Linked DNA regions of Homo sapiens: region 1 is linked to region 2. Evidence: read pairs that join two places in POLR2A ChIA-PET (ENCODE). Cell type or tissue: Panc1. All regions are shown on one strand. Each heading gives the region's core, and the rest is flanking DNA. Links, peaks and the distances in the headings are about the cores only. Region 1 overlaps NUMB (NUMB endocytic adaptor protein). Region 2 overlaps NUMB (NUMB endocytic adaptor protein).

Region 1 (16,154 bases), core at 5,182-13,181, 79 kb before region 2:
ACAGAGTCTCCCTATGTCACCCAGGCTGGAGTGCAGTGGCACGATCTTGGCTCACTGTGACCTCCGCCTCCCAGGTTCTAAGCGATTCTCCTGCCTCAGCCTCTGGAGTAGCTAGGATTACAGGCGTGCACCACCACACCTGGCTAATTTTGTATTTTTAGTAGAGACGGGGTTTCACCATGTTGATTGGCTAGGATGGTCTCAAACTTCTGACCTCAGGTGATCCATCGGCCTCGGCCTCCCAAAGTGCTGGGATTGCAGGCATGGGCCACCGCGCCTGGCCTAAATCGGGATTTCTAAGTTTGCAAATAGGCTATCAGTTTCTTTCTCTTTACTACCTATACTCCTGTCATATATTTCAGGGGTGATTTATCAAAGGAGATTTTTATCTGAATTAACAGACCGTGGACAAACTTAGTAACCTTAAATTGCTTTTCTAGAGAAGATAAGTCACTTCTCTCTGTACTTTAATTGAGTCTTAGAATACGAGCAACTACTTTCTGACAGTTTTCAGCACTGTTTAACTGGTCTTTGTGAGACTCTGAAAATGTAACGTTTAAAATTAACATTCCCTGGAAACAAACTGAGTGAAAAAGGAAGTTGATGAAAATTGTTGGACCTAATAATTGGGCCTACTATAGCACTACTACTTTAAAAAAATTTTTTTTTGAGATGGAGTCTGGCTCTGTCACCCAGGCCAGAGTTCAGTGGCGTGATCTTGGCTCACTGCAACCTCCGTCTCCCGGGTTCAAGCGATTCTCCTGCTTCAGCCTCCCAAGTAGCTGGGACTACAGGCATGCACCACCATGCCCAGCTAATTTTTGTATTTTCAGTAGAGACGGGGTTTTGCCATGTTGGCCAGACTGGTCTTGAACTCCTGACCTCAAGTGATCTGCCTGCCTTGGCCTCCCAAAGTGCTGGCTTGCTGCAATCTTGGCTCACTGCAACCTCTGCCTCCCAGGTTCAAGCAATTCTCCTGTCTCAGCCTCCCGAGTAGCTGGGACTACAGGCGTGTGCCATCATGCCCTGCTAATTTTTTTGTATTTTTAGTAGAGATGGGGTTTCGCCATGTTGGCCGGGCTGGTCTTGAACTCCTGACCTCAGGTGATCCTCCTGCCTCAGCCTCCCAAAGTGCTGGGATTACAGGCGTGAACCACCATGTCTGGTCAAAAATTCTCTTCTTTCTTTCTGAGTTCCCTGCATACTGAGACCACAGAATTATTCTTCATCATTAGTTTGGGTTTAGATAAGATTAATCTTCCAGGAGAGGGCTAGAGTTTTTGGCCAATTTCCTTGAAAGAGGGTCTAGGCATCACAGGAAATGATAGTACTGATTGGCCATGTCCTTCACCATACCTTTTGTGTCTCCTCCACTTCTGATTTGGTGTCATTATTCCTGTCATGGCTGACTTAAGGAGTGAATGAGAAGCTCTTTATATATGTATTGAATGTTAATAAACATGATATGTGAGTTTAATTCTTATCCTGCCCGTATGATTTGGCTAAATGTCTTCTCTGGGTCTTTGTTTCTCTTTTTATAAAGTGATAGTGTTTGACTGGATGATCTTTAAAGTTTTTTTAATGCTGAAATATTCTAAAAATTATAGTGAATAATGAGTACGTTATTTTTTAAATATACAAAATAAATAGGACCAACACTATTTATTGAGTAGCATTCATTCCTCTCATTTCAATGAGGATCTTAAGTCATGTATCTTATCTCTATATACATGTGAGCCTGTTCTTGTGTTATTTGCCTATCCCTATGTCAATATTACACTGTCTTATTTACCGTAGCTTTATAATAAGTGTGGATATCTAGTGTGGTGAAGCCTCATCCTCCCCAAACTTTGTTACTCTGTAAAATTATCTTGATTATTCTTTCAAATCTCTCCTAACCTTTAAAATTCTGTGATTTTTGTATATAGTACTATCGTACTGCTTATACTCTTTGGAGATTTGATTGGTAATCAGTACATTCTTATTGAATGAATAGAATTAAAAGTTATACTCTATAAGGGCTTATGAATAACAAAGTGTTACAAGTTAATTATTAGTAAAATTATGCCTGGACTTTTGAGAGTGCTGCTAAAATACCTGAATTTTTTTTTTGGAAAGTGTTTAATTAAATTACTTTGGAATTTGGGCAGGGTGTAGTACTGAATATTTTGGAGTCTACCACTCTCTGCCCCTTCCCCTTATTTCTTACTCCCTTTGGGTAAAGATTTTAGAAAGAGTAAGTATATTTAATATTTTTGTTTAGACAGGTAGTTTAAAACTGCCTTAAAAGTCATGATAAATTCCACATGAAATTGATGAAATTTTCTTTCTTTTCTTTTTTTGAGACGGAGTCTTGCTCTGTTGCTCAGGCTGGAGTGCAGTGGCGTGATCTCAGCTCACTGCAACCTCTGCCTCCTGGGTTCAAGTAATTCTCCTGCCTCAGCCTCCCGAGTAGCTGGGATTACATGCACATGCCACCATGCCCGCCTAATTTTTGTATTTTTTTAGTAGAGACAGGGTTTCACCATGTTGGCCAGGCTGATCTCGAACTCCTGACCTCAAGTGATCCACCTTCCTCGGCCTCCCAAAGTGCTGGGATTACAGGCATGAGCCACCATGCCAACATGGCCAATGTGGCAAAACCCTGTCTCTACTAAAAATACAAAAATTAGTCAGGTATGGTGGCACATGCCTGTAATCCCAGCTACTAGGGAGGCCAAAGCACGAGAGTTGCTTGAATGCGGGAGGCAGAGGTTGCAGTGAGCCGAGATCGCGCCAGTGCCCTCCAACCTGTGTGACAGAGTGAGACTCTGTCTCAAAAAAAAAAAAAAAGAAAAGCCAAGTGCGGTGGCTCATGCCTGTAATCCCATCACTTTGGAAGGCCAAGGCGGGTGGATCACGAGGTCAGGAGCTCGAGACCAGCCTGACCAACATGGTGAAACCCCATCTCTACTAAAAATACAAAAATTAGCTGGATGTGGTGGTGCACTCCTATAATCCCAGTGATTTGGAGGCTGATGTGGGAGGGTTGCTTGAGCCTGGAGGCAGAGGTTGCAGTGAGCCAAGATTGCGCTACTGTACTCCAGCTTAGGTGACAGACTGAGATTCTGTCTCAAAGAACAAAATTCAAAAACTTTTTTTTTTTTGAGATGGAGTCTGGCTCCGTCACCCAGGCTGGAGTGCAGTGGCGCAATCTCGGCTCACTGCAAGCTCCGCCTCCCTGGTTCACACCATTCTCCTGCCTCAGCCTTCCCAGTAGCTGGGACTACAGGCGCCCGCCACCACACCCAGCTAATTTTTTGTATTTTTTTCTAGTAGAGACGGGGTTTCACCGTGTTAGCCAGAATGGTCTCGATCTCCTGACCTCGTGATCTGCCCGCCTCGGACTCCCAAAGTGCTGGCATTACAGGCTTGAGCCACCACGCCTGGCCCAAAAACTTTTTTTTGTTTGTTTTGAGACGGAGTCTCTTACCTTGTCACCCAGACTAGAGTGCAGTGGCATAATCATGGCTCACTGCAGCCTCGACCCCCTAGGCTCAAGTGATCCTTCCACCTCAGCCTCCTGTGTGGCTGGGACTGCAGGCATGTACCACCACACCCGGCTAATTAAAAAAACCTTTTTTATAGAAATGGCATCTCACTGTGTTACCCAGGCTGGTCTCGGAACTCCTGGGCTCAAGCCATCTTCCTGCCTCGGCCTCCCAAAGTGCTGGGATTACAGGTGTGAGCTACTGCCCCTGGCCCCAAAACCCTTATTCATTGTTGGTATAGCCTCTTTGGAAAACAATTTGGCAGGTTGTCATATATAATTAAATGTACACTTACCAGAATGGTCCACTGTTTCACTCCCGGGTATTTATTCAAGTAAAATGAAAACACAGTCACACAAAAACCTATATGCAAATGCAGTATAGGTTGATGCAAAATATATATTTAAAATATATAAAATATTTATTAATGTAAATTTAAAACATATAAAATATATAATTAAATGTACATTTACCAGAATGGTCCACAGTTTCACTCCTGGGTATTTATTCAAGTAAAATGAAAACACAGTCACACAAAAACCTGTATGTAAATGCAGTATAGGTTGATGCAAAAGTAATTGCGGTTTTTGCCATTTTAATGCCTTTTTTTTTTTTTGAGACAGAGTCTCACTTTATGGCCCAGGCTGGAGTGCAGTGGTGCGATCTCGGCTCATTACAACCTCTGCCTCCCAGGTTTTCAAGCAATTCTCTTGCCTCAGCCTCTTGAATAGCTGGGATTACAGGCATGTGCCACCACATCCAGCTAATTTTTGTATTTTTAGTAGAGACGGGGTTTCACCATGTTGGCCAGGCTGGTCTGAAACTCCTGGCCTCAAGTGATCTGCCTGCCTCAGCCTCCCAAAGTGCTGGGATTACAGGTGTGAGCTACAGCCACACAGCTTTAATGCCATTTTAATGGCAAAAAACACAACTACTTTTGCACCAAACTCGTAATTGCCAAAAACTGGGAATAATGCACATGCACTTCAACTGGTAAATTGATAAAGGATGGCACATCTATACAATGGCATATGATTTGGCAGTGCATTCACTAACATTGTACAATATCAAATGCATTATGCTAAATGAAGGAAGTCAGACTTAAAAGGCCACATACTGTGTGATTTCATTTTTGTGGTATTTTGGAACAGGCAAAACTATAGGGAAAGAAAATTTATTTATTTATTTTGAGATGGAGTCTCGCTCTGTCACCCAGGCTGGAGTGCAGTGGCGTGATCTCTGCTCACTGCAGACTCCGCCTCCTGGGTTCACGGCATTCTCCTGCCTCAGCCTCCCGAGTAGCTGGGACTTCAGGTGCTCGCCACCACGCCCGGCTAATTTTTTTGTATTTTGAGTAGAGATGGGGTTTCACCATGTTAGCCAGGATGGTCTCGATCTCCTGACCTCGCGATCCGCCCGCCTCGGCCTCCCAAAGTGCTGGGATTACAGGCGTGAGCCACTGTGCCCGGCCCCTAGGGAAAGAAAATTGACCAGTGGTTGCGAGGGATTGGAAGAGAGTTTGACTACTGAGGGCATGAGGGAATTTTTTTGGGTGTTCTGTGTATCTTTTATATCTGTTCTATATCTTGATTGTGGTGGTGGTTACATAGTTATGTGTTTTTTCAAACTCAGGAGAGTATATATAAATTACACCTCTCCAATTAAAGTTCTAGCATATATTACCATATTAAAAATTATTTTGGAAATATCTCAGAAAATGTTTTATTTTGTTTTTATTTTCATGTTGTAGAGACAGGGTCTCACTTTGTCTCCCAGGCTGGAGTGCAGTGGTGTGATCATAGCTCACTGCAGCCTTGAACTCCTGAGCTCAAGCTCAAGCCTTGAACTCCTGAGCTTGAACTCCTGCCGCAGGCTCCTGAGTAGCTGGGACTCAGGCATGCACCACCATACCTGGCTAATTTTTAATTTTTTTTAGAGGCAAAGTCTTGGTATGTTGCCCAGGCTGGTTGAACTCCTGGCTTCAAGAGATCCCCTGACGTCTGCCTTCTAAAGCGCTGGGATTACAGACACGAGGCGCTGTGCCTAGCCATGTTTTTTTAGATTCTGCTTATGTGACTTTGGGAGGAGAGAAGGTGGTGGACCTCACTGGTAGAGTTTTGAAGGTGTTGAAAACACTGTGTAAATGCTGAATATGTTTACACTTAGCAAACATTCCTGTCATACATTTAATAGAATTTTATGATGTCAGAATTAGAAGAGCCCAAGAGACCTCATAAAGTGTTCTTTTTTTAAACAGATAAAGGACCCAAAGCCTAGGTAGGTAGGTTAGCTAAAGTCCCACAGCTAGGTAGTAGCAGACACAGATCTAGGATTTAAGTGATGGATTACTAATTTGACTCATATTTTATTAAAACACAGTTTTTATTTCAAGTTATTCTCTTGAGACTATTTTTAATTCCTTTTCAAAACTTTTCAATTGTATCATCTTAAAACTGGAAACCACTCCCTTCCTAGTGGTAGGAAAGTCCTGTGTCTGGTTGATAATAGGAAGGCTAAATATGAGAGATTCCATAACACTTAAAGTTTGCTTAGGCCCACTCAACAAAGTTAGTTATAAAGACACTTTTCTTTAACTGGTAAATCTAGTTGCTTATTTTTGTACTTTTCAAGGGCTGTCAGTTAGGAATAGGTTTTTGTAACTTTATCGCATTAAAAAATAATATTTTCAGATGATCATGATTGTTGGTTTGTTGGGAAAGTAGAAAAGGTTTAAGCGTGTTAGGTTCTTTCTGGTTACCTTAACTGCTTAAGAGTTTATCTTATAAATACCGAGGGATGTGAGAGAGCACCAGAAGCAGTCTTAATAGATACATATTCAGGAAATGGAGATTGGAATGTTATTCAAGACATAACAGCAGCTTTAGTTGTCTTCTATACTTGAGAACTGGCTTTCACTGTCCGTCTTGTGTTTTCTCTTTCTTGTACAGTAGTTTTGATTGCCTCTAGACCCCAATTCTAGAACAAAGTTTAGAGTTCCTGCTCCTTAGAGATACTGTTGATATTGTGGATATTGCAGATCCAGTCACAGAACTAGCAGGTGGCTTGGTCTCTTTCTTGTTTTGTTTTGTTTTTTTCTAGACAGAGTCTCACTCTGTTGCCCAAGCTGGAGTACGGTGACGCGATCTTGGCTCACTGCAACCTCTGCCTCCGAGGTTCAAGCGATTCTTCTGCCTCAGCCTCCTGAGTAGCAGGGATTACAGGCGTGTGCGACCATGCCCGGCTAATTTTTGTATTTTTACAAAATTTCACCATGTTGGCCAGGCTGGTCTCTGACCTCAGGTGATCCGTCTGCCTCTGCCTCCCAAAGTGCTGAGATTACAGGCGTGAGCCACCGCACCAGGCCTCTTTCTTGTTTTTGAAGCTGTGTCTGGGTCATGCAACTTAAGAGTTATTTCCTGTAAGCAATAGCTCCAGGCAGAGTTGGCCAGTTGCTTTCAGCCTTCTTTATAAATAAGGGAACTCTACCCCCACCCTAGCTCTGGCAGACTCTGTCTTGTCTTTTTTATTTTTTATTTTTTTAAATGTAAGAGTCTCATTCTGTTGCCCAGACTGGACTGCGGTACAGTGGTACAGTCATGACTCACTGCAGCCCGGACCTCCCAGACTCAAGTGATCCTCCATCTCAGCCTCCTAAGTAGCTGGGACTTATAGGCATGTGCCACCATGCCTGGCTAATTTTTTTGTTGTTGTTTTGAGATGGAGTCTCGCTCTGTCCCCCAGGCTGGAGTGCAGTGGCACCATCTTGGCTCACTGCAACCTCCGCCTCCCAGGTTCAAGCAATTCTCCTGTCTCAGCCTCCTGAGTAGCTGGGACTACAGGTGCCCGCCACCACGCCTGGCTAGTTTTTGTATTTTTAGTGGAGACAGGGTTTCACCATATTAGTCAGGCAGTTCTCGAACTTCTGACCTCAGGTTATCTGCCCGCCTCAGCCTCCCAAAGTGCTGGGTTTACAGTCTGAGCCACCGCGCCCGGCCCTGGCTAATTTTTAAATTTTTTGTAGAGATGGATCCTCTATGTGTTGCCCAAGCTGGTCTCAAACTCCTGGGCTCAAGTGATCCTCCTGCCTTGGCCTCCCAAATTGCTGAGATTACAAGTGTGAGCCCCTGTGCCAGGCCAGGTTCTGTCTTACATGGAACATTTTTCTTGCCTGTTCCCCAAGGAAGCCAGACTCCCAGCCACTGCCTGCTTCTGAACCAGGAGCCCAGTAGGCCTCTGGCTTCAGAGGCCTTACCACTTTGCATTTGTATTACTTATCAATGCCTGGAAGGTATTTACATTATTTTTTGAGCCAGCTATGCATTATTTATTTATATATTTGATACACTTATATATAGTTATTTGGGTGAATTTACTGTACCATCTTGGCCTGAAGCCAAGATTTCAAATCTTGCCTTCTTTCAAAGCCACATTTTCTCATCTTTAAAATTAGAGGCTGGGCACGGTGGCTCATGTCTGTAATCCCAGCACTTTTGGAGGCCAAGGTGGGTGGATCACCTGAGATCAAGAGTTTGAGACTAGACTGGAGAACATGTTGAAACATTGTATCTACTAAAAATACAAAAAATTAGCTGGGCTTGGTGGCACGTACCTGTAGTCCCACCTATTCCGGAGACTGAGGCAGGAGAATTGCTTGAACCTGGGAGGCGGAGGTTGCAGTGAGCCAAGATTGCACCACTGCACTCCAGCCTGGGTGACAGAGTGAGACTCTGTCTCAAAAAAAAAAAAAAAAATTAAATAAAATTAGAATTATAGCCCCTATCTCTTAGTGTTTCTTTGTGCTGATGAAATGAGATTATACACACTTATACACATTTATATGTAAATTCTTAGAACAGTGCCTTGAATATAGTAGGTGCTCTATATATAGTAGTTATTATATTTTCAAGTGAGTCCTATAATTCCTTGTTGGTATTTAGACAGTTATATAGTAACCCCTAAATACTTGTCAGTCAATATTCAGAATATCTGTAAATCTGTTTGGGAATTACGGCACGTTTTGAGGCACTTGGGTGAGACATTTAAATTTAATTTTAGGCCAGGTGCAGTGGCTCACATTTGTAATCTCAACACTTTGGGAGGCTGAGGCAGGAGGATTGCTTGAGGCCAGGAGTTCAAAACCAGCCTGGGCAACATAGCGAGACCCCTATTTCTATTTGTTAAACAAAGTTTAAAAATTATATTAAATTTAATCTTAATCTATATCCTAGGTACCTTGAACTGAAGGTTTTTCATGATGAACTGCAATTTTTTTCAATGTAACAGAGTGCTTTATTCTTTGTATTTACAGTTGCTTTCCAGAAATATTCATGTAATTGATACTCCTTTAAGCTCTATTGCATGTACTTTCTATTAGCTGTGAATCAAAGAAGTCAGTTTAACCTGTGTAGATGTCATAGAGACACCATAGAAGTTGGCAAGGAGTGAATTTTAAGTCAGGAAAAAGGGGTGTAACAATGTGTATGAGGGAGAAAATAAAGTGGTGCTTGGGGTAGAGATGTTGGCTTAGACAACCATAGTTCTGACTGAGGTAAAGATCTTTTAGGAGAAAGAAGAACAAAAAGGAGGGATAAAATATTATAGGACAAACTTCCAGCCTCTGTGTTTAGGTTATGACTTATATGTTTGCATATTGCAACTCCTAAAGCCGTCATTCTAGTCATGTAAACTTGAACCATGAATCCAGAAGCATGCATTATTATTTTTTCTTTATAAATCAGAACGGTCAGTTAAATTAGTTTTTCTTCTTGGATTTGGGGTTTGAATTAGTGGAGAGATGAGTGTTGTAGACCATTGTCTGCTATTCTTTTTTAGGAAAACCTGAGTATATCATTCTGCCCTTTAGAGACGTGCTCATGAAGATTATGCTTGTTGGTAAATGATCCTACTTCCTTGTTTCTTCAGCTGAAATAATACGACATGCCACTTCCTTTTTTCCTCTTACATCAAGCCCTGAGTATGCCTTTGTTTTTATTTTTGTCTTATGTTATAAACTACTGTGTGCATATAGGTGTTTGGAACCATGAGAGTGTTTTATCAAGAAAGAATCATGGCACTGAGAGGATTGATAGTGACTTCATTAGAAGCACTTTAGTTACGGCAAGATTTTATAAAGTTCTTAATGGTTATACATTTGTCCCCAAATGCAAAGGTTTTTAAAAAAATTATGTTAATTCGTTGTCAGAATCAATGATGGGATTTGGAAATCTTTGATTAAGTAGAAGACATATTAGGATTCTGACCCAGAACCTTTCAGGTATTAGGAAGAAATTAAACACTGCTTGTCATAGTTGCTCCTAAAATTTTATGTCTTTCTTTTTAAATGTTTCTTCTTTTTTATTTTTCAATCTAGGACAAGACTGCCAATATTTAAAAATTTCTCATATTCAGAAATGAGTGAGATTCTATATATAGAGAGAGAGTAATTGTGGTTTTTGCAATTACTTTTAATGGCAAAAACCATGATTACTTTTGTACCAGCCTACAGTACAAACAGTACAAGTATTAATACAACCGTCTGTCATTCTGTCATGTATCAAAATAGATCAAGAGTCTTTTTTTTTTTTTTTTTTTTTTGGAGACAGGGTCTCACTCTGTCACCCATGCTGGAGTCCAATGGCGCAATCTCAGCTCACTGCAACCTCCGCCTCCCGGGTTCAAGCGATTCTCCTGCCTCACCCTCCCAAGTAGCTGGAATTACAGGCATGCACCACCATGCCTGGCTAATTTTTTTGAGACAGAATCTTGCTCTGACGCCCAGGCTGGAGTGCAGTGGCACAATCTCTGCTCACTACAACCTCTGCCTCCTGGATTCAAGCCATTCTCCTGCCTTAGCCTCCCAAGTAGCTTGGATTACAGGCGTGTGCCACCATGCCTGGCTAATTTTTTTTTTTTTCTTTTTTGAGACAGAATCTTGCTCTGATGCTCAGGCTGGAGTGCAGTGGCGTGATTTTGGCTCACTGCAACCTCCACCTCCTGGGTTCAAGCCGTTCTCCTGCCTCAGCCTCCCAAGAGCTGGGATTACAGGCACCAGCCACCACGCCCAGCTGATTTTTGTATTTTTTAGTAGAGATGGGCTTTTGCCATGTTGGTGCCAGGCTGGTCTACAACTCCTGACCTCAGGTGATCCGCCTGCCTCGGTCTCCCAAAGTGCTGGAATTACAGGCGTGAGCCACTGTGCCCAGCTTGTTTTTTTTTTTTTTTTCAGTAGAGACAGGGTTTCATCATGTTGGCCAGGCTGGTCGTGAACTCCTGATCTCAGGTGATCCACCCACCTTGACCTCCCAAAGTGCTGGGATTACAGTAGTGAGCCACCGCACCCGGCCAATCAAGAGTCTTTATATTGATCTTGTGCCATAAATACTCCTTTTTATCTGTATTGCCATACTGGATATTTGTAAAGCAGTTTAGTTTGGTGGAAGGAACACAGGATTTGAAATCAGAGGGCTTGAAATCTTGTCTCTGTCACCAGCTTTGTGACTGACCTTTTTGAGATTGTTCACCTTATAAGTAATATGAAAAGAATAATGACATCTGTCTTATGATATCTGTCAGTTATAAGGATTAAATTTAAACAAAAACACTTTGTGTAAACTATAACATCTGGGAATATAACAGTTTTTTTTTTTTTTTTTGAGACAGGATCTCTTCCTCCTGATATGGTTTGGTTGTTTGTCCCTTCCACATCTGACGTTGAAATGTGATTCCCAGGTTGGAGGTGGGGCCAGGGGGGTGATTGAATCCTGGGAGCAGATCCCTCATGAATGATTTACCATTATCTCCTTGGTGATAAATGAGTCTTGCTCAGTGAGTTTACGTGAGATGTGGTTGTTTGGAAGAGTGTGGCACGTCCCCACCCCCTTTCCCCTGATCTCACCATGTGATCTGCCTCCTCCCACTTGGCCTTCCACTATGATTGTAAGCTTCCCGAGGCCCTCACTAGAAGCCAAGCAAATGTTGGTGCCATGCTTGTATATCCTGCAGAACCATGAGCCAGTTAAACCTCTTTTCTTTATAAATTTCCTAGTTTCAGTTTCCTTTATAGTAACACAAACAAATAGACCTTCTTTACCAGAGTTAGAAATTGGTTAGGCTTTTTATCCTATTCAACTCATGGTGTCATGAAAACAAGGGCAATTTGGAGGCCATATTGAGCTCTATCATTGCTTAAAGGCTCTGGTTCTCCACAAGGATAGTACTGCTACTATGACGTGTTTGGATCTTTGAGGATGCACTTTTGGTTGCCACAATGATTAGAGGAGGATGAGTCCAGTTTTGACATTCAATGAACAGGAGCCAGGAGTGCCTGACATCCCACAAGGTATGAGACAGTTCCGCATAACTTTATTTCCCCAGACATTGTAGGTGAAAAACCTGTTTATGCTTATCTTTTTTTTTTTTTGACGAAGTCTCGCTCTGTCGTCCAGGCTGGGGTGTAGTGGTGCAATCTTGGCTCACTGCAACCTCCACCTCCCAGATTCAAGCGATTCTCTTGCCTCAGCCTCCTGAGTAGCTGGGATTGACTACGGTCACCCATCACTACACCGGGCTAATTTTTTGTATTTTTAGTAGAGACGGGGTTTCACGATGTTGGCCAGGCTGGGCTCAAACTCCTGACCTGAAATGATCCACCCACCTCGGCCTCCCAAAGTGCTGGGATTACAGGTGTGAGCCACGGTACCCGGCCTATACTTAGGTTATTCTAATTCTGTTTTACATTTAGACACAAAGTGTTTGTTTTTTTTAAACATAGTTTTAATAGACACCGAATTTTCCAGGAATGTAACTACTGAGTATTAACCTGGGGCAAATTGTACTTTGTTTTGTTCAGAACTTTACCAAGAGTTGTTCACTGTTTTAGAAAATCCTATTACTAATGGCATTGCCCCTTATGGTATTTGATTTTCCTATTCAGCTTATTTGTCTCAATCTACATTTGTAGCTGTCATATTCATGGTGATTCTGTGTATAGGTGCAAGTGTCTATTTCCGTAATAATATGAATTTTAGGATGATTATACCTGAGCATTTGCATATTAAAATATTTTATTAAAAATTACTTTTCTGGTGAGGCACAGTGGCTCTTGCTTGTAATTTCAGCACTTTGGGAGGCTGAGGCAGGTGGACCACCTGAGGCTTCAAGACCAGCCTGGGCAACATGGTGAAACCCCGTCTCTACTAAAAATACAAAAATTAGCTGGGCGCAGTGGTGCATGCCTGTAATCCCAGATACTCGGGAGGCTGAGGCAGGAGAATCGCTTGAGTCCGGGAGGTGGAGGTTGCAGTGGGCCGAGATTGCACCACTGCACTCCAGCCTGGGTGACAGAGCAAGGCTCTGTCTCAAAACAAACAAACAAACAAACAAAAACACCAAAAAAAAACTTTCCTTTTCTTTCTCTTGTATTACTTTAGGCAGCATATTAATTTTCAGAAACTGAGAACAGATAGGTTACCTATTTGCAATTTATTTCAGGTTTGTGCACTGTTGTGCATTTCTCAGATACTTGTATTAATTTTATGACTATGCCACAATTTGTCTTTTTTCTAAAGATAGATTTTTTTTCCGCATTTTGTTGCTCTTACAAAAATATTCTTGCTTATGTCTTCAGGTACACATGTTAATACAAAATTTCTCTACAATAATGAATTTTATTTTATTGTGTTTTTTCTTGAGACAGGGTCTGGCTCTGTTGCTCGGGCTGGAGTGCAGCCATATTCATGGTGATTCTGTGTATAGGTGCAAGTGTCTATTTCCATAATAATATGGTGCGATCTCAGCTCACTGCAACCTCTACCTCCCAGATTCAAGCAATTCTCATGTCTCAGCCTCCCAAGTAGCCAGGATTACAGACGTGTGCCATGACACCTGGCTGATTTTTGTATATTTCGTAGAGACAAGGTTTTGCCACGTCAAGCAAGCTAGTCTCAAACTTCTGGACTCAAGCAATCCGCGTGCGTTGGCATCCCAAAGTGCTGGGATTACAGGTGTGAGCCACTGTGCCTGGCCTAACAATGAATTTTTAAAACATTTTTGGTGGTAATTTCCCCACCTACACACACCTATACACACACATGCACACACAGACAGTTGAAAAAAAAATGTGAATCAATAGTCACCCTTATACATGTGATACACTTATCTTTTCCAGTGTGTTTTTCTCTAAGTGCTGATTGTGACCATATAAATGATTTCCCAGTTCATTTTCACAGTTGAAGACAGCTGTCTTGGTTTCCTTTGGAGTGTGAGTCTGTTGACCTGGCTTTCCTTTGCTTATAGATTGTGTCAGACGACAACGTGTCTTGCAGTGAGTGCCTGGCTAAGCAGGAACACTGCTCTCATACCTGGAAACATCTGGGTCTTGAGTGCAATAAGGTTTCAGCTAGGGCTGGGTGCCGTGGCTCACACCTGTAATCCCAGCACTTTGGGAGGCCAAGGCGGGTGGATCACCTGAGGTCAGGAAGACCAGCTTGGCCAACATGGCGAAACCCCATCTCTACTAAAGGTACAAAAGTTAGCTGGGCATGGTGGCATGTGCCTGTAGTCCCAGCTACTTGGTAGGCTGGGGCAGGAGAATCATTTGAACCTGGGAGGCAGAGGTTGCAATGAGCCAAGATGGCACTACTGCACTCCATTCTGGGCGACAGGGCAAGACTCTTTCTCAAAAAAAATTAAGTTTCAGCTTGGACTAAGTTTGGATTCATCCCTTAAGTACTCCCATTCCTTGATGGAGTGAATTCTGTACGTGTGCCCTAACTACATATTTTGGGTTATGCCAGAGTTTCCCACCATTGTCTGAGGATGTTAAGGGGCAGGATGGGATTGGGTGGGACTTTCTGTTCTTGGGTGGGACTTTCTGTTTACTTTGATGTCAGACTTAGCTCCCCGTTTTACTTATTTTGACCATAAACTGCATATTCATTAAGGCTCAAATTTCAATAGTTTATTCTTCAGTTTTCTGGGGACTTTCTAATATGAGTATTCAGTTATATCTCTTGAGGTTTTCCTTATTTATTCATTTATTTATTTATTTATTTTGTGATGGAGTCTCGCTCTGTCGCCCAGGCTGGAGTGCAGTGGCGCAATCTCAGCTCACTGCAAGCTCCGCCTCCCGGGTTCATGCCATTCTCCTGCCTCAGCCTCCTAGTAGCTGGGACTACAGGCGCCCGCCACCACACCCAGCTAGTTTTTTGTATTTTTAGTAGAGACCGGGTTTCACCGTGTTAGCCAGGATTGTCTCAATCTCCTGATCTTGTGATCCGCCCGCCTCGGCCTCCCAAAGTGCTGGGATTACAGGCGTGAGCCACCGCGCCCAGCCCTCTTGAGATTTTCATTCCTTTTCCTCCTTCTACTAGATAGTTTGAAATTTTTGCCAAAGAGAAGATAATTTACGTAGGAATTTATTTTTTATTTGTTTTTCTTTTTTTTATAAACCTGACATTATGAACATACTTAACTTTAATCTTATGTCATCAAAAATTTATGCAAAGAAGCTCCAAGTTTTAACTTTGATTCAGGGTTTAATTATTAGAATGTGGATACAAATTATAACTTCTGTAATTATGCTTTGAACTATAAGGGTGACTCTTTGGTCCTATTCTTGATGACTTGTATAGGGGTGCTGAATAATGAGAAAGCAAAGGAAGAAGAGTCACCATAGGACTCAAAAATAATAAACACAGTGTTCATTCCAGTCTAGAAGTTGTGATATGGTTTGCTTTGCTTTTTTTTTCCTTATGTGGTAAAATATACATAAAAGTTACTTTTTTTTTTTCGAGACAGAGTTTTGCTCTTGTTGTCCAGGCTGGAGTGCAGTGGCGCAGTTTCGGCTCACTGCAACCTCCGCCTCCCGGGTTCAAGCGATTCTCTTGTCTCAGCCTCCTGAGTAGCTGGGATTACAGGCATGTGCCACCATGCCTGGCTAATTTTGTGTTTTTAGTAGAGACGGGGTTTCTCCATGTTGGTCAGGCTGGTCTTGAACTCCTGACCTCAGATGATCTACCTGCCTGTGCCTCCCAAAGCGCTGGGATTACAGGTGTGAGCCACCATGCCTGGCCAAATTTACTGTTTTAACTGTTTCTAAATGTACAGTTCAGTGGCATTCAGTATGTTGACATTATTGTGCAACCATCACCACTGTACATCCCAGAACTTTTCTATTTTACAAACTGAAATGGGCACGGGCCCATTAAACAACAATTTCCTATACCCCACTCCTCTCCAGTCCACAAAACCACCATTCTCCTTTTTGTCTCTATGATTTTGACTATTCTGGTTATCTTATATACATGGAATCATACAATATTTGTTTATTTTTTGTGTCTGGCTTATTTCACTTAGCACAATTTTCAAGGTTCATCTTTGTGGCAGCAAGTGTCAGAATTTCATTATTTTTAAAGGCTGAATATTCCATTTTATGTATAGACTACATTTTTTTTTTTTGAGACAGAGTCTTGCCCTGTCACCCAGGCTGGAGTACAGTGGCATGATCTCAGCTCACTGTGACCTCCGCCTCCTGGGTTCAAGTGATTCTCCTGCCTCAGCCTCCTGAGTAGCTGGGATTACAGGCGCATGCCACCATGCCCGGCTAATTTTTGTACTTTTAGTAGA
Region 2 (16,154 bases), core at 5,283-13,282:
ATGCCTTCATTTGTAAGATCAGAAAGTGGAAACTCACAGAGGTTAAGAACATAGTGAAGATCCTGAGAAGGCAGTGATGTACAGGTGCTTTTCTTTGTATTGCCTGAGACAGGTCATATTTTAGTGAAATGAAAGAAATATGTATGTTATTTACTATTTAGTAAAAAGAAGCAATATATTATGTAATCACAGTGTGAGATGTATTAAATGTGGGGGCAAAAAAATAGAACTAGACCAAATACCAAATGTTAATATCTTAAAGGAAAAATTGTAGTTTGATATAAAATGTTAATTTTTTTCTCTATTTACTATTTACTATATATTCCTTTTTTTTTTTGAGGCACAGTCTGTCTCCATAGCACAGGCTGGAGTGCAGTGGCATGATCTCAACTCACTGCAATCTCCACCTCCTGGGTTCAAGCGATTCTCTTGCCTGTGCCTCCTGAGTAGCAGGGACTACAGGCGTGCCCCACCATGCCCGGCTAATTTTTGTATTTTTAGTAGAGATGGGGTTTTTCACCATGTTGGCCAGGCTGGCCTTGAACTCCTGACTTCAGGCGATCCTCCCGCCTCAGCCCCCAAAGTGCTGGGATTACAGGCCTGAGCCACTGCACCCAGCCTATTTCCTATATATTCTTTTTTTTTTTTTTTTTTGAGATGGAGTCTTGCTGTGTCGCCCAGGCTGGAGTGCAGTGGCACCATCTCGGCTCACTGCAACCTCCGTCTCCTAGGTTCAAGCGATTCTCCTGTCTCAGCCTCCCAAGTATCTGGGACTACAGGCATGCACCACCACGCCCAGCTAATTTTTTTGTATTTTTAGTAGAGACAGGGTTTCACCACATTGACCAGGCTGGTCTTGAACTCCTGACCTCAAGTGATCTGCCTGCTTCAGCTTCCCAAAGTGCTGGGGTTACAGACATGATCCACCACACTCGGCCTATGTATTCTTATAAGTGTAAATATTCTTATGATTTTCTTCCTCCTTTTTACTGCCTCAGTACCACTGATTGAAATATGGGCTAAAGCTTCTGAAGGGAAAAAAAAAATCTTCCATATGACAGGAAAAGTGATTCTTAAATATACAGGTTAGAGAAATACATGGCTTTTTAAATACACTAATTTTTCCACAGTCTTTTAATAACTAGGAGTTTTCCTAATCACTTAGCTTTGTTTACTTAACTCATTTGCTGAAACTTTGTAGAAATAATATTTTAATTTTAAATGTTTAATATGACATTAAATCATGAGAAAAATCCTACTTCTCTTACATAAAAATGAACACTTTTTTTTTCTGTTATCTCCCCCACCATACAGTTGGCTTACTTTGGCTATATAAGTTGAGTATTACGTATGTAGAAGGAGGCACATTGGTTGCTTGGAGTATAAATTACAACCTCTTAGGGAGGCAGTTTGGAAATATCTATTAAGATTTTATTCATTTATTTATTTTTTTATTTTGAGATGGAGTCTCGCTCTGTTGCAAAGGCTGGAGTGACGAGATCTCGGCTCACTGCAACCTCCGCCTCCTGTGTTCAAACGATTCTCCTGCCTCAGCCTCCCGAGTAGCTGGGATTACAGGCCTGAGCCACCATGCCTGGCCTGTATTAAGATTTTAAATGCACTTTTCATTTGACCAGCAATTTTACATTTAAGAATTGCATTTAAGTACGTTTATAGATAATATTGGCATAAGTGGTCATCCTAAGATTTGTAATATCAAAAATTTGGAAACAACTTAAATTCCCATCATTCTGGAATTGGTTAAAGAAACTGTGACAGGCCAGGCACAGTGGCTGACACCTGTAATCCCAGCACTTTGGGATGCCGAGGCGGGCGGATCACCTGAGGTCGGGAGTTCAAGACCACCCTGACCAACATGGAGAAATCCCTTCTTTACTAAAAACACAAAAAAATTAGCTGGGCATGGTAGTGCTTGCCTGTAATCCCAGCTACTCAGGAAGCTAAGGCAGGAGAATTGCTTGAACCTGGGAGGTGGAGGTGGCAGTGAGCCCAGATCACACCATTGCACTCCAGCCCGGGCAACAAGAGTGAGACTCTGTCTCAAAAAAAAAAAAAAAAAAAAAAAAAAAAACAAGAAAAACTGTGGCATCCATTAAGTTGAATTCTTTGCAGTTTATTTTTTTAAAGTAAGGTAGATCTGTATTATGTATTTAATAAATATTTTTTGAACATCTGTCATATGCCAGGTATATGCTAGGTGGTAAGCAAAAAAGACATAGTTTCTGTTCTTGTGGATTTTACAGTCTTCTTGTGAGGGAAACAGACTTTAGTTAGATATTTGCATTAACAATATACTATTACAGGGCAGGCACGGTGGCTCATGCCTGTAATCCCAGCACTTTGGGAGGCCAGGGCGGGCAGATCACGAGGTCAGGAGATTGAGACCATCCTGGCTAACACGGTGAAACCCCGTCTCTACTAAAAATACAAAAAAAAAAAAAATTAGCTGGACGTGGTGGCGGGCGCCTGTAATCCCAGCTACTCGGGAGGCTGAGGCAGGAGAATCGCGTGAACCAGGGAGGCGAAGCTTGAAGTGAGCCGAGATTGTGCCACTGCACTCCAGCCTGGGCGACAGAGAGAGACTCTGTCTCAAAAAAAAAAAAAAAAAAAAAACATATATATATATATATATATATATATATATATATATATATATATATATATATGTGTGTGTGTGTGTGTGTATGTGTGTGTGTGTGTGTGTGTGTGTATATATATATTATTACAACCCAAGGTAAATACTTTTAAGAAAAGAAATCTGGTTCTGTAAGAACATGTAAGAAAAAAACTTGATCCTAGACTATAGGATCAGAGTAAGGCTTCTCTGCGAAAGTAAAGCTTGACCTGATATTTGAAGATTGAGTGGGAATGAATTACATGAAAAGGTGAATAGAGCATTAGAAAATTATGGAAAGCATGTATATGTAGGCACTGGGTGACAAGAGGAAAGAATGGTAAAGGAAAACTGTAATGCAGAAAGTTGTTTGAGATGACCCTGTAGGAAAGCAGGGCAGGGCTTTGTATCCATACTAAGGATTTTGTACGTGGGAAGCCATTAAATCGTGTGTTCTTTTCATTATTTATTAAGGTAGAGTACATATAACATAAAATTAATCCTATTAAGCATTTTATTTTATTTTATTTTATTTTTATTTTATTTTATTTTTTGAGACAGAGTCTTGCTCTGTCACCCAGGCTGGAGTGCAGTGGCGCCATCTCGGCTCACTGCAAGCTCCACCTCCCAGGTTCAAGCCATTCTCCTGCCTCAGCCTCCCGAGTAGCTGGGTCTACAGGCGCCTGCCACCACACCTGGCTAATTTTTTGTATTTTTAGTAGAGACGGGGTTTCACCATGTTAGCCAGGATGGTCTCGATCTCCTGACCTCGTGATCCACCCATCTCAGCCTCCCAAAGTGCTGGGATTACAGGCGTGAGCCACCGCGCCTGGCCCCTTGTAAGCATTTTTAAGTGTACAGTTCAACGGTATTAAGTATACTCATATTGGTGTGCAGTTATCACCACCAGTCATCTCCAGAACTTTTTCATCTTCCCAAACTCTGTAAATAGTTTTTTTTAAGCAAGAATGTGGTATTAGAAAAGCATTTTTTGTGTTAAGTATCTTACTTATTTAATTTAATTAATTAATTTATTTATTTATGAGACAGAGTCTTGCTCTGTTGCCAGGCTGGAGTGCAGTGGCGCGATCTCAGCTCACTGCAACCCCCGCTCACTGCAACCTCCGCCTCTAGGGTTCAAATGATGCTCCTGCCTTAGCCTCCCGAGTAGCTAGGACTATAGGCACGTGCCCCCATGCCCAGCTAATTTTTGTATTTTTAGTAGAGACAGGGTTTCACCATGTTGGCCAGGATTGTCTCGATCTCTTGACCTTGTGATCCGCCCGCCTCAGTCTCCCAAAGTCCTGGGATTGCAGGCATGAGCCACCGTGCCCGGCCATCTTATTTATTTTAAAAATGTATGTATTTATAGATTTAGGAGGTATAAGTGCAGATTCCTTACACGCATGTATCACATAGTGGTGAAGTCTGGGCTTTTAGTGTACCTGTCACCCAAATAGTGGACATTGTATTCAACTGGTAATTTTTCAATCCTCAGCCAACTCCAACCCAGAAAAGCACTTTGAAAAAATGACTTTGGCTGCAGTGTAGTTTGGAAGTAGCCCATGCTAGATACAAGGAGCCTAGCAAAATATTATCACAGTAATTCAAAGGATAGATAATGGTAGGTTAGACTAGGGTGGTGACTGTGAAGATGAAGAGAAATGAAATAAATTGATCGATAATTAAGAGGTAAAGTTAGGCTGTGCATGGTGGCTCACACCTGTAATCTCAACACTTTGGGAGGCCAAGGTGGGAGGGTTACTTGAGCCCAAGAGTTCGAGACCAGCCTGGGCAACATGGTGAGACCCCATCTCTACAAAAAAAAAAAAAAGCTAGATGTGGTAGTACACACCTGTCATCTGAGCTACACAGGAGGCTGAGGTGGGAAGGTCACTTGAGCCCAGTGAGCCATGATTGCACCACTGCACTCCAGCCTAGGGAACAGAGCGAGACCCTGTCTCAAAAAAAAAAGAAAAAAAAGTAGGTAAAGGTAATAGAAATTGGAGATGAACTGAATCTAAGGAATGAAAAAGAGTAGTATTAAAAATGACACAGGCTGGGCACAGTGGCTCATGCCTGTAATCCCAGCACTTTGGGAGGCTGAGGCAGGTGGATCATTTGAGGTAAGGAGTTCGAGACCAGCCTGGGCAACATGGTGAAACCCCATCTCTAATAAAAATACAAAAACTAGCCAGGCATGGTGTACATGCCTGTAACCCCAGCTACTCGGGAGGCTGAGGCAGGAGAATTGCTTGAACCCGGGAGGCAGAGGTTGCAGTGAGCTGAGATCACGCCACTGCACCCCAGCCTGGGTGATAGACCGAGACTCCATCTCAAAAAAAAAAAAAAAAAAGACACCTAGTTTCATATTGCCCTGAGCAGAGATGATGATCATTGACATAGGAAACACTGACTTCAGTGTGTGTGTGTGTGTGTGTGTGTGTGTGTATGTATGTATGTATGTATATATGTATGTATGTATGTGAGACAGAGCCTCACTCTCGCCCAGGCTGGAGTGCAGTGGTGCAACCACGCCTCACTGCTTCTGGGTTCAAGTGATTCTTGTGCCTCAACCTCTCAAGTAGCTGGGATTACAGGCACCTGCCACCATGCCCAGCTAGTTTTTTTTGTTTTTTGTTTTTTTTCTTGAGACGGAGTCTTGCTCTGTCCCCCAGGCTGGAGTGCAGTGGCGCGATCTTGGCTCACTGCAAGCTCTGCCTCCCGGGTTCACGCGATTCTCCTGCCTCAGCCTCCCAAGTAGCTGGGACTACAGGCACCTGCCACCACGCCTGGCTAATTTTTTGTATTTATAGTAGAGACGGGGTTTCACCGTGTTAGCCAGGATGGTCTTGATCTCCTGGCCTCGTGATCCACCCGTCTCGGCCTCCCAAAGTGCTGGGATTACAGGTGTGAGCCACCGCGCCTGGCCACCCTTTTTTTTTTTTTTTTCTTGAGATGGAGTTTCACTCTTGTTGCCCAGGATGGAGTGCAATGGCACGATCTCGGCTCACTGCAGCCTCTGCGTCCCAGGTTCAAGAGATTCTCCTAAGTAGCTGGGATTACAGGCGCCTGCCACTATGCCCAGCTAGTTTTGTATTTTTAGTAGAGATGGGGTTTCACCATGTTGGCCAGGCTGGTCATGAACTCCTGACCTCAGATGATCCGCCCACCTTGGCCTCCCAAAGTGCTAGGATTACAGGTATGAGCCACTGTGCCCGGCCTAATTTTTGTATTTTTAGTAGAGTTGGTGTTTCTCCATGTTGGCCAGCCTGGCCTTGAACTCCTGACCTCAGCCTGACCTCAGGTGATCTGCCCATCTTGGCCTCCCAAAGTGCTGAGATTACAGGCATGAGCCAGAGTGCCTGGTTCCAGTGTATTTATTATTAAGTGATAAGGGCAAGCTGCAGAACTATGTATATAGTATGATTTTGTTCAGTTAAAAGAAAAATATATATGATTATTGTGTTTAAGAAATATTAAGACACAAATAACTGCAGAATGAATATGGAGGATTGAAGATATTTTACTTTTTAGTCTGTGTCCTTTGGAACTAGTGACATTTCTTGTGAGCATATATCCTATTTATAATTTTTTTAACACTTCATTCACAGATTCTGAGAGGTTTGTATACAGTGTTGAAATAATTGAAGTAAAGTTAATTGAAGCACTTCTTCTAATCAGCTGTGAAATCTATAGCTTTTAAGTATGTTGTGTGAGATGAATAAGTTTTGATATCTTTCAGTGTAATTCTCACTTGTCATAAAATCAGCTAGATGGGATATGCTTTAGAGCAGTGGTCCCCAGCCTTTTTGGCACCAGAGACTGGTTTCGTGGAAGATAATTTTTTCATGGCCTGGGGTTAGGGGGCTGGGGCAGGTGGTTTTGAGAGGAAACTGTTCCACTTCAGGCCTTAGATTCTCATAAGGAGCGCACAACCTAAATCCCTCACGTGGGTAGTTCACAATAGAGTTCGCGCTCCTATGAGAATCTAACACTGCCACTGATGAGATAGGAGGTGGAGCTCAGGCAGTAATGCTTGCTCGCCCTCCGCTCACCTCCTGCTGTGTGGCCCATTTCCTAAAAGGCCACCGACCAGTATTGGGCTATGGCCCCTGGTGTTGGGGACCTCTGCTTTAGAGACTGTGCAGGGAGGGCAGCTTATTTAGAGTGCGTTTTGTTTTGTCCTTTCCAAATGGCTTTTTGAAATCCTTTCTGTAGGACATTCAGTGTCTCTGCTATGTTGTGTCACTCCTTCCCTCCCCAACTCATACACTTATATACAACTGACTCCCAGAGTACAATAGGAGAATCAGAATTTGGAATGTATTTTCCATATTCTCGAGGTAGATGCATTTCCTCAGTCAGATATAGCAGGGCAAAAGATGCCTCATTCTGCCTTGCCTTAGAGACCAGTGAGCTTGGAATACAAGGTTTTCCATGGTGGCAACTGGTAGGGTGTTGGGGGCACTCACTAAGGAATAACAAATTTGGGAGTAGAGAAAATGAGTTCCTTTTGAAGTTGCTATGGGACATGCACATGCAGATCCTCACTGACCAAGAAAACACCATGAGTTTTGATATGGGGGTTACAAATGTATTTTAGTGAGTAGGTAAATTTACAGATGCCAAATCCTTGAATGATGCGGACTGACCGTACATAAATTAAAGTTGTGGGTGGGTGAGATTGCCTAGGGAAAGAGAGAAGATGGCCTAGAACAAACCTTTGAAGAATACCAACATAGAGGGGACAGGCAGTGAAATAGGCTTGTTCAAAGGAGAGTGAGAGTGAATTGCCAAAGAGATCGAAGGGAAACCTGGAGAGTATGGTCTTAGAAACCAAAGTTTCAACATAGGAGAAAGTGGTCAAATGTTGTAAAGAGATCAAGTGAGAAATGAAACCTCATTAGATTAAAAACTTGAAAGTCTTGGTGACTTTGATGATAATGACAGCACTTGCAGTGCAATCCTGAGTATAGAATCCAGATTGAGGAGTGAATGGATGCAAAATAAGGAAGGAGACAACAAATCTAATTCAAGCTTGTCTGAAAATGTTGTATAAGGATGGGGGAGTGGTGGAAGGGAAGAATTACATGGGGCATAAGGAAACTTTGGTGGTGGTGGCTGTGTTTGTTGTTGATTGTGGTGATGGTTTCTCAGGTATATACATATTTGAAAAACTCAGCAAACTGTAGAGTTTAAATATGTACAGTTTCTTATATAAATATATTTCAGTAAAGCTGTTAAAATTTTTTGAATAAAAGTTTATCTTCAAAAAGCAGAGTAGTAGCAAAGATAGTGTGAGGTTAAGGAACATGTGAGTGTGGGGTGGGGGGTTAAAACCAGATTTATTAGAGACAATTTACATACCATGAAGTGTACTCATTTAAAGTGAATAAGTCTCAGCTACTTGGGAGGCTGAAGTGGGAGGATCACTTGAGCCTGGAAGGTAGAGGCTGCAGTGATCACGCCACTGCACCCCAGCCTTGATGGCAAAGCAAGACCCTGTCTCTAAAAAATAAAAAACAAAGTTAATAAATCACCTGTGATTTCCTTTTGTGTTTTGTTATTAAGATGGGAACTACTTGAGCATAATTAAATGCTTTTTACAAAGAAGCATGTAGAGAACGGATTAGTTTTAAAATGAAGGAAGAATGCTGCTTCTATTTTAACAGGAGCAAAGGTGGAAAATAGGCTGGAAATTCACCTCAGTTTGTGGTATTAGTGGCTTGAGATTGATGGAATTTTATTCTGAAGACTTATTTTCTCAAGGAAATAGGAAGTGAAGACAGATATAGAGAAGTTGAGGAACTGGATTTTGAGGACAATGAAATAGCTAGAGAATAGGAGAGAGAAGCTTATAGAAACATGAGCCATTACTAGCCATAATAAAGTGCAACTGCGGCTGGTTTCATCTTCACTGTGTATATTTAAATATATTAGTATCTATATAATTGGTAACAGTAATGATTAATTAAAGTAGGTTTCAGAGCTCGTCTTGCAATTCTATCTGCTGGTATAACAGAGATAAATTTTTTTTTTTTTTTTTGAGACAGAGTTTCACTCTTGTTGCCCAGGCTGGAGTGCAATAGTGCAGTCTCGGTTCACCGCAGCCTCTGCTTCCTGGGTTCAAGCAATTCTCCTGCCTCAGCCTCCCGAGTAGTTGGGATTACAGACATGTGTCACCACACCCAGCTAATTTTGTATTTTTAGTAGAGACGGGGGTTTCTCCATGTTGGTCAAGCTGGTCTCGAACTCCCGACCTCAGGTGATCCGCTCACCTCGGCCTCCCAAAGTTCTTGGGTTACAGGCATGAGCCACCGCACCCAGCCTACAGAGATAATTTTTTTAATGGAGAAGGGATTTTAATGTAACAAATGAAATATTACCCATAGGAAACTTAATCTAGTGCTTCTCAAAGTGAGATCCCAGAACTTTTTCAAGAGTTCTAAGCCGAGTATTAAATCACAACATGCCACTCTTCTCACTAAATTTCTTTGTTTTGGAAAATATAGTTATTTTTCATTAGAAATATGCTATTCAAGTTACCACACAATGGAGTTAATTATTTTAAAATGAATTAAATATCTTTAAATTTTTTTGTTTTTTTGGTTTTTTTTTGAGATGAAGTCTCGTTCTTGTCCCCCAGGGCGGAGTACACTGGTGCGATCTCGGCTCAATGCAACCTCTGCCTGCTGGGTTCAAGTGATTGTCCTGCCTCAGCCTCCTGAGTAGCTGGGATTACAGGTGCCTGCCACCACGCCCGGCTAATTTTTGTATTTTTAGTAGAGCTGGGGTTTTACCATGTTGGCCAGGCTGGTCTCGAACTCCTGACCTCAGATGATCCACCCTCGGCCTCCCAAAGTGCTGGGATTACAGGCTTGAGCCACTGTGCCCGGCCAAATGTTCTTATTTTTAATTTCTACTACAGCAATTATTAGTAGCTATAACTGACATAAACAAAAAACTCCTTGGGATCCTCAATGTAATTAAGTCCTGAGACCAAAAATTTCGAGAACTATTGATTTTTTTAAATCTTTTATTTTAGAGTCAGGAGTACATGTGCAGGTTTGTTACATGGGTAAATTGCATGTCACTGGGGTTTGGTGTCCAAATGCTTTGATCACCCAGGTAGTGAGCATGGTACCTGATAGGTAGTTTTTCGACCATCACCCTCCCACCTCAAGTAGGCTCCGGAGTCTGTTGTTCCCCATCTTTGTATCCATGTGTATTCACTGTTTAGCTTCCACTTATAAGTGAGAACATGAGATATTTGGTTTTCTGTTCCTGTGTTAATTCGCTAGGATAATGACTTCCAGCTGCATCCATGTTGCTGCAAAAGACATAATTTCAGGTTTTTTAATGACTTTATTGTTTTCCATGGTATATACATACCACATTTTCTTTTTCCAGTCCACCACTGATGGGCATCTACGTTGATTCCGTATCTTTGCTATTGTGAATAGTGCTGTGATGAACATAAAAGTGCATGTGTATTTTTGGTAGAACAATTTGTATTCCCTCGGGTATATACCCAGTAATGGGATTGCTGGATTTAAACAGTATGCTTCATCAATTAAAGTAATATACTAAGAATCTACCTGTAATTGTCTACTAACATATTTTTTAATGCTGGTATTATTTTTGATTGTTAATAAATTGGTAGAATCCTAGCTAATCATTTAACTTGTAATTAAAATCTTACCAGATTATGTAGAACATATGGCATGCTGAAGTGGATCTTCTATTGGGTAAATTCTGGAGGTCATTCTTCAGATTTGGAGAGATAGAGATTAAGGGGCTGAATGTAGGATTCATACTTATGTTATTTGGTCTCATTATTTTAACTCACTGTTAAATAAGATGGAAGGGCTTTCCTATCCCTTTGGTTTAGGGATATAAAGCACTTACTCAGTTGTTACTAGGAATTGTGCCAACATGTATAAATAGGATAGACCAGATGGAGAATTGAGCATATGGATGCTAGAAATGCATGTGTTTACCGCTTAAACCAACATTTTGCTCTATTAAGTGATTTGCCAAATGGTTTTGGAGACCACACCTTTCTGAGATAAGGACTGCCATTGTGCTAGAAATTAGAACAGATAGTATTTTTAGTATTTTAATAACAAGCATTTCTTATTTTGTGTGTAGCCATGTAGCCATAGCACAGAAAGTAGAGCTCTTATTATTTCAGTATTTCTCAGAGGCAAGTTCTGATCCAGTGGCTGACCTACCATGTAAAATGTAATAACCTGTGATTTCAGAAGATTTTGGTGCAAAGTATTATGCCAAATTAGAAGTAGCTGAATATAATTTATCAAGATAAAAGCAAAGATGCACAAAATAAAAAATAAAGTGGGAAAATAATCACAGACTGAAAATTTAAATTTTTATTATACAAATAAACTTGAAAACATAGATAAAGTTGGTAATACTCTTAGGTTATATAAATGACAAAAACTGATTCTAAAACAAATTGAAAATATAGATAGAACAATTCATGTAGAAGAAATACCATAAGATATTAAAGAGGTACCTTATCTTCTATCCCCAACTTAGGCAACCCCCAACCCCTAACATAGGCACCAGGCCCAGATCATTTCACACGAATACTATTAAAGCTTTACTACAAAGACAAAATTGATGCTTTATCTGTTTCCTAAAGCTTTATAAGTTTCTTTTATAAGCCTATAAATTCTTTTTACATACATAGTATTTCAAAACTTGATAGCATCCAAAAAGGAGACTATCTCCTTTTTGATATCAACACAAAGCTCTTGATAAAATATTAACAAACAGGAACCAGCAACCCAATTAAAGAGTATGTACCTTCACTCATTAGTATCAAATGACAGAATAAAGAAGCAAATGTTTTTTGTATTAGGATAAGGCAGCCCGTTACATACATACACACAGAGACTTCCCACTAATTCCCACTGACTAGGATTAGAATAAAATGCCCAAGCCATAGTTGTGAGGAAAGCTAAGGAAGCGATTACTTTGTATTTTCAGCCTGTACCATCAAGGGAGGTAGGTTCTTCCAGCGGGGAAGCTGGTTGAAAGAATGCCTGTCATGTAGGCAACTAACAATGTCAACCGTAGTTACTATATCATATTTATTCTTCTTAAATATCTATCCTTTTTGTCCTCTTGTTCATTTTCCTACTGCCACTACTTTAATCAGGTCCTTATCTTTTTTTCCCCCTTAGACCATTACAAGAACTCTACTACTCTTGCTTCCAATCTGTCTCTCCTCCAAACTGTTATCTCAGTGTTGTAGTAGTGATCTTCCTAATTGCAGATATGGTCTTGTCACTTACCTACCTCATGTTCTTCAGTGGCTCTGTAATAAAATCCTAGACTGGTATCTGGAACACTTTAAAAGCATATACTTTTGTGGTCAGGCACAGAGGCTCACACTTGTAATCCCAGCACTTTGGGAGGCCAAGGCAGGAGGAACACTTGAGCCCAGGAGTTTGAAGCCTCCGCAACATAGGGAGACTCCATCTTTACAAAAAAAAAAACAGAAAAAATTAGCCAGACATGGTGGCATGTGACTGTGGTCTCAGCTACTCAGGAGGCTGAGGTAAGGAGGTAGAGGCCGCAGTAAGCCATGATCGCATCACTGCACTCCTGACTGGGTGAGAGAGTAAGAACCTGTCTCAAAGCAAACAAAGCATACACTTTTAAGCTATACAACTTGAGTTTGAATTTGGGCTTTGCTCTTATTAGCTGTGTGCAAGTGTTCTGAGAGTTGAATGAGTAAATACAGTACATTAAAAACACAGCACTGCCTGGTACGTGATGAGTGCACAATAAACGTTAGTTGCTGCTGCTGCTGCTGTTATTGGTTAGATGCCAACTGAATACTGAAGGTTTTATCTGCATGTTTTTTCCTTCATTGAATTTTTAATACTAGAAATTAAATATCTTCTCTTGAATGTTGGCCTGAAGCTTTTGATAGATGTTTGGTACCTGACTGATAGGCATTGACCACACCAACCTGTTCTAGTATTAAAAATTCTGTTGTTTATCCCAGATAGGACATTTTCCAGTGCTTATAATTTTATTGCCTGTGTGACAATCTTCTGCACCTACAATAATGTTTCATTTCAAAGCTGCCTCACAGTGTAACTTTTTGGAAGATAACTCTGTGTGACAAGTAGTGATCCAAACTTAATGTCAGCCATGTGTAGTACCAATGAAATAAATCAAGTAAGGTTACAGTTGGTTGAGCAGATACATCGTCTTCATAGCTAAATTTGCTGGCATGCTGGCAAACATCATAATTTGCTCTTCTACCTGAAACAATACAAATTTAAAGAAATGGGGCCAGGGACAGTGGCTTACGCCTGTAATCCCAGCACTATGGGAGGCCGAGGCGGGAGGATCACTTGGGCCCAGGGGTTTGAGACCAGCCTGCAATATAGTGAGACCTTGTCTCTCTAAAACAAATTTTTTTTTTAAATTTAAAGAAATGTCTTTGCATCAGAGCAATGAGGTATTTGAGAGAAGTTCAACTTCGTTTAGTAACTCTTAAGGACTTATTTTCTTTGTGGCCTAGTATGCAGTAAGATTTCTGTTACATGATGTTGTAAGGGAATAGTTGGAATATCTGATTATTTGAAGGTAGGATTTGAACTCTAGTAGCTTTAGCTCTAGAGGGTTCTCTCCCTAAGTACTATATTGTAGTTTTATAATATAAAACTATCACTCATGACAGTTTAAAAATTGTTTATTAAACAATGTTGAATATAGTTTAAACTTTAAAATATTTTTTAATCAAAGTAATACAAGTTTGTGGTAACAAAACAACAGGCATGGTAACCTGTAATCCCAGGTACTCTGGAGGCTGAGGCAAAAGGATTGTTTGATGCCAGAAGTTCGAGGCTATAGGGGTCTGTGATCCTACCTGTACTGTACTTAGCCTCGGCAACATAGCAGACCTCATCAATCAATCAATCAACACTTTTCCTACCCCATTTCCATTCTATAGTGACACTTTTAACCATTTTTGTTTGTGCTTTTACCATTGGTAATGTTTTAATTTTTAAAAAATAATACAGTTTTACTGACTACTCTTAATTTACCCATTTTTCTACTGTTCTCTAAAAAGAAAGGATGACTTAACCCACACATCCTTCTACCTTTGACCCTTTTCCACCTAGATTTTTGGAATTAAATTATTATTTTTAGTTCTACTGTTGGTATCCTATATTCATAAATTTATTGTTCCGTTAACTTTAGGTAGTATATCTTGATTCCCCACCACGTAAAATAAAAATACTAAAACGCCTTACTCTCTTACCTTCAAACTTATATCTGCTGTTTTCCTTTTATTTGTAACATTATGTAGGTCAGTGTATTAGTCCATTCTTACACTGCTATAAAGAAATACCTAAGATGGGTAATTTATAAAGGAAAGAGGTTTAATTGACTCACAGTTCCACATGGCTGGGGAGGCCTCAGGAAACTTATAATCATGATGGAAGGCAAAGGGAAAGCAAGGACCATCTTCACATGGCATCAGGAGAGAGCAGCTCAGTGTGAGCACAGGAAAAAGACTGCCACTTTTAAAACCATCAGCTCTCATGAGACTCACTATCACGAGAACAGCATGGGGGAAACTGCCCCCATAATCCAGTCACCTCCCATCAGGTTCCTCCCGTGACACATGGCGATTACAATTCAAGATGAGATTTCAGTGGGGACACAGAGCCAAACCATATCAGTCATTTGCATTCTGTCCTATAGCCATTAATTAAATCTCCTATTCTGTGTCTTGAGTTTATTGTAAAAGTTTTCATTATTATGACTTTTAATATTGTTTAGTATAGAGCTAAGTAATGTGCTACATTTTCTTCTCTATGAGACCGATAATTCATTGATGTATTTAGCAGATATTTATGGAGTCTGCTGTGTACCAGGCAATGTTCTAAGTACTGCAAATACAGCAAACAACAAAGCAGAGAACAGACAAAATCCTTGCACTACGCTTACATCCTAGTGGGTATTAGACTATGAATAAGTAAATATGTAAAGTATCTGGTATGTTCAAAGGGAATTAGGGTTGTGAGACAAGGCATGTGAGACAGGCACACTGGGGGAGGGGAAAGCCTGAGGTAAACAGCCACTGGGCCAGATGGCGCAGTTTGCCTGGGGTGGGGTTGGTTTTTGGGCATCAGTGGATGTCCCCACTGCTCGTTTGTCAGGTGGGGAAGCTGAGGCCCATGGGACATGAGGTCACTGGGCTACTGTTGGCCATCCAAAGTAAGTCTCTGTCTTCGTAATCTACTATTCTCAAGGTTGGAAAGCTCGTTTACACATAGGAGGCAGCAAGGAACTGCAGAAACTGGCAGCCAGGGCCCAGCATCCTGCCAGTGAGAGGCCAAGTGTGTAGTCAGATGGCTAAACAATCACTTCTATAACATTTGGCCTCAAATGGCCAGAGCCTAATCAGTAACTGCTAGCTTCCCTAATCTCTGTGCCTGCTTCCAACTCTGGACCAACCAGAGAAAGCCAAGTGTGTCCCCCCCACCACTTCCATCCCCCGCTAGTCACATAGGATGCTCTGCCTTGAGTGTCTGTCACCAACTTCCCCAGGCCAGCAGCCTCCATCTAGACATTCCTGGAGCCTGCCCTGTGAAGGTTTTCCACTCTTCTGCCTGCCCTCCAGTTTCTACCAAACTAACCTCATTGCTAGCAAGCTCTGAATAAATAGCCTTTGCCAGTTCTAAAAAACAAACAAACAAAAAACGATAGGGGTTGTGGGTGAGGGTTAAGTATGAAGGGAGTGTGTGTGGCAGGGGTTACAATTTAAAATAGAATGGTTAATGGCTGGGCACAGTGGCTCACGCTTGTAATCCCAACACTTTGGGAGGCTGAGGTAGGAGGATCACTTGAACCCAGGAGTTTGAGACCAGCTTGGGCAGCATAGCAAAACCCCATGTCTATTTAAAACCAAAAAACAAAAACAAAAAATGGGATGGTTAGGAAATCCCTCACTGAAAAAGTAACTTTTGAGCAAATACACAAAGAAAGTGAGAAAGCAAGCATTTCAGGTTGCCTGAGGGAAGTAGGTTGTAAGCAGAAGGAATGGCAAGTACAAAGGCTCTGGGGCAGGAGAGTGCCTGGTATATTGGAAGCACAGCAAGGAGGCCAGTGTGTTTAGAGCAAAAGGTACAGGCAGAGATGAGATGAGATTAGATAAGTAACAGGATACCAGACCATTGGTTTAGTACTTTTCAATACTGTCAGCCCTATCACCTACATTTTCACTACAAACATGCTACAGTATTCCTTATACTATCTGAAATGAAATGCATACATAGTATAACCTACCTATGCTTACATAATTAAGTATATAAAGAAGAAATAACAAATTTTAGATGAAATTATATCCAGTACGTAAATGGCCCTAACAATACTAGAAGACCTAAAGTAGTACACTTTTACAGAGAATTGCAGTGGGTAAGATACCTGCAAATGTAGACAGAAATGATGTGTTGGTAACTCA

Evidence for each region. ChIA-PET counts read pairs that join two places held together with the same protein. Peaks named below come from ENCODE experiments on the same cell type or tissue, not always from the same donor. Only the 100,000 strongest peaks of a DNase experiment are listed, where the experiment ranks them.
Region 1: POLR2A ChIA-PET joins it to region 2 with 5 read pairs; 2 of 35 experiments call an interaction of 5 or more read pairs at or near these places.

What each region holds. Positions count from the first base shown.
Region 1 is chr14:73,417,937-73,434,090 of GRCh38, reverse strand. All of the region lies in intron 1 of NUMB (NUMB endocytic adaptor protein), which reads left to right. Among named protein-coding and RNA genes, the nearest start is that of NUMB, 33 kb to the left of the region's middle. In Panc1, for the core only: no CTCF peak of the experiment used is centred there; a DNase peak (open chromatin) is centred at 9,390; H3K27ac peaks cover 569 bases.
Region 2 is chr14:73,339,011-73,355,164 of GRCh38, reverse strand. All of the region lies in intron 4 of NUMB (NUMB endocytic adaptor protein), which reads left to right. Among named protein-coding and RNA genes, the nearest start is that of PAPLN-AS1, 100 kb to the right of the region's middle. In Panc1, for the core only: no CTCF peak of the experiment used is centred there; no DNase peak of the experiment used is centred there.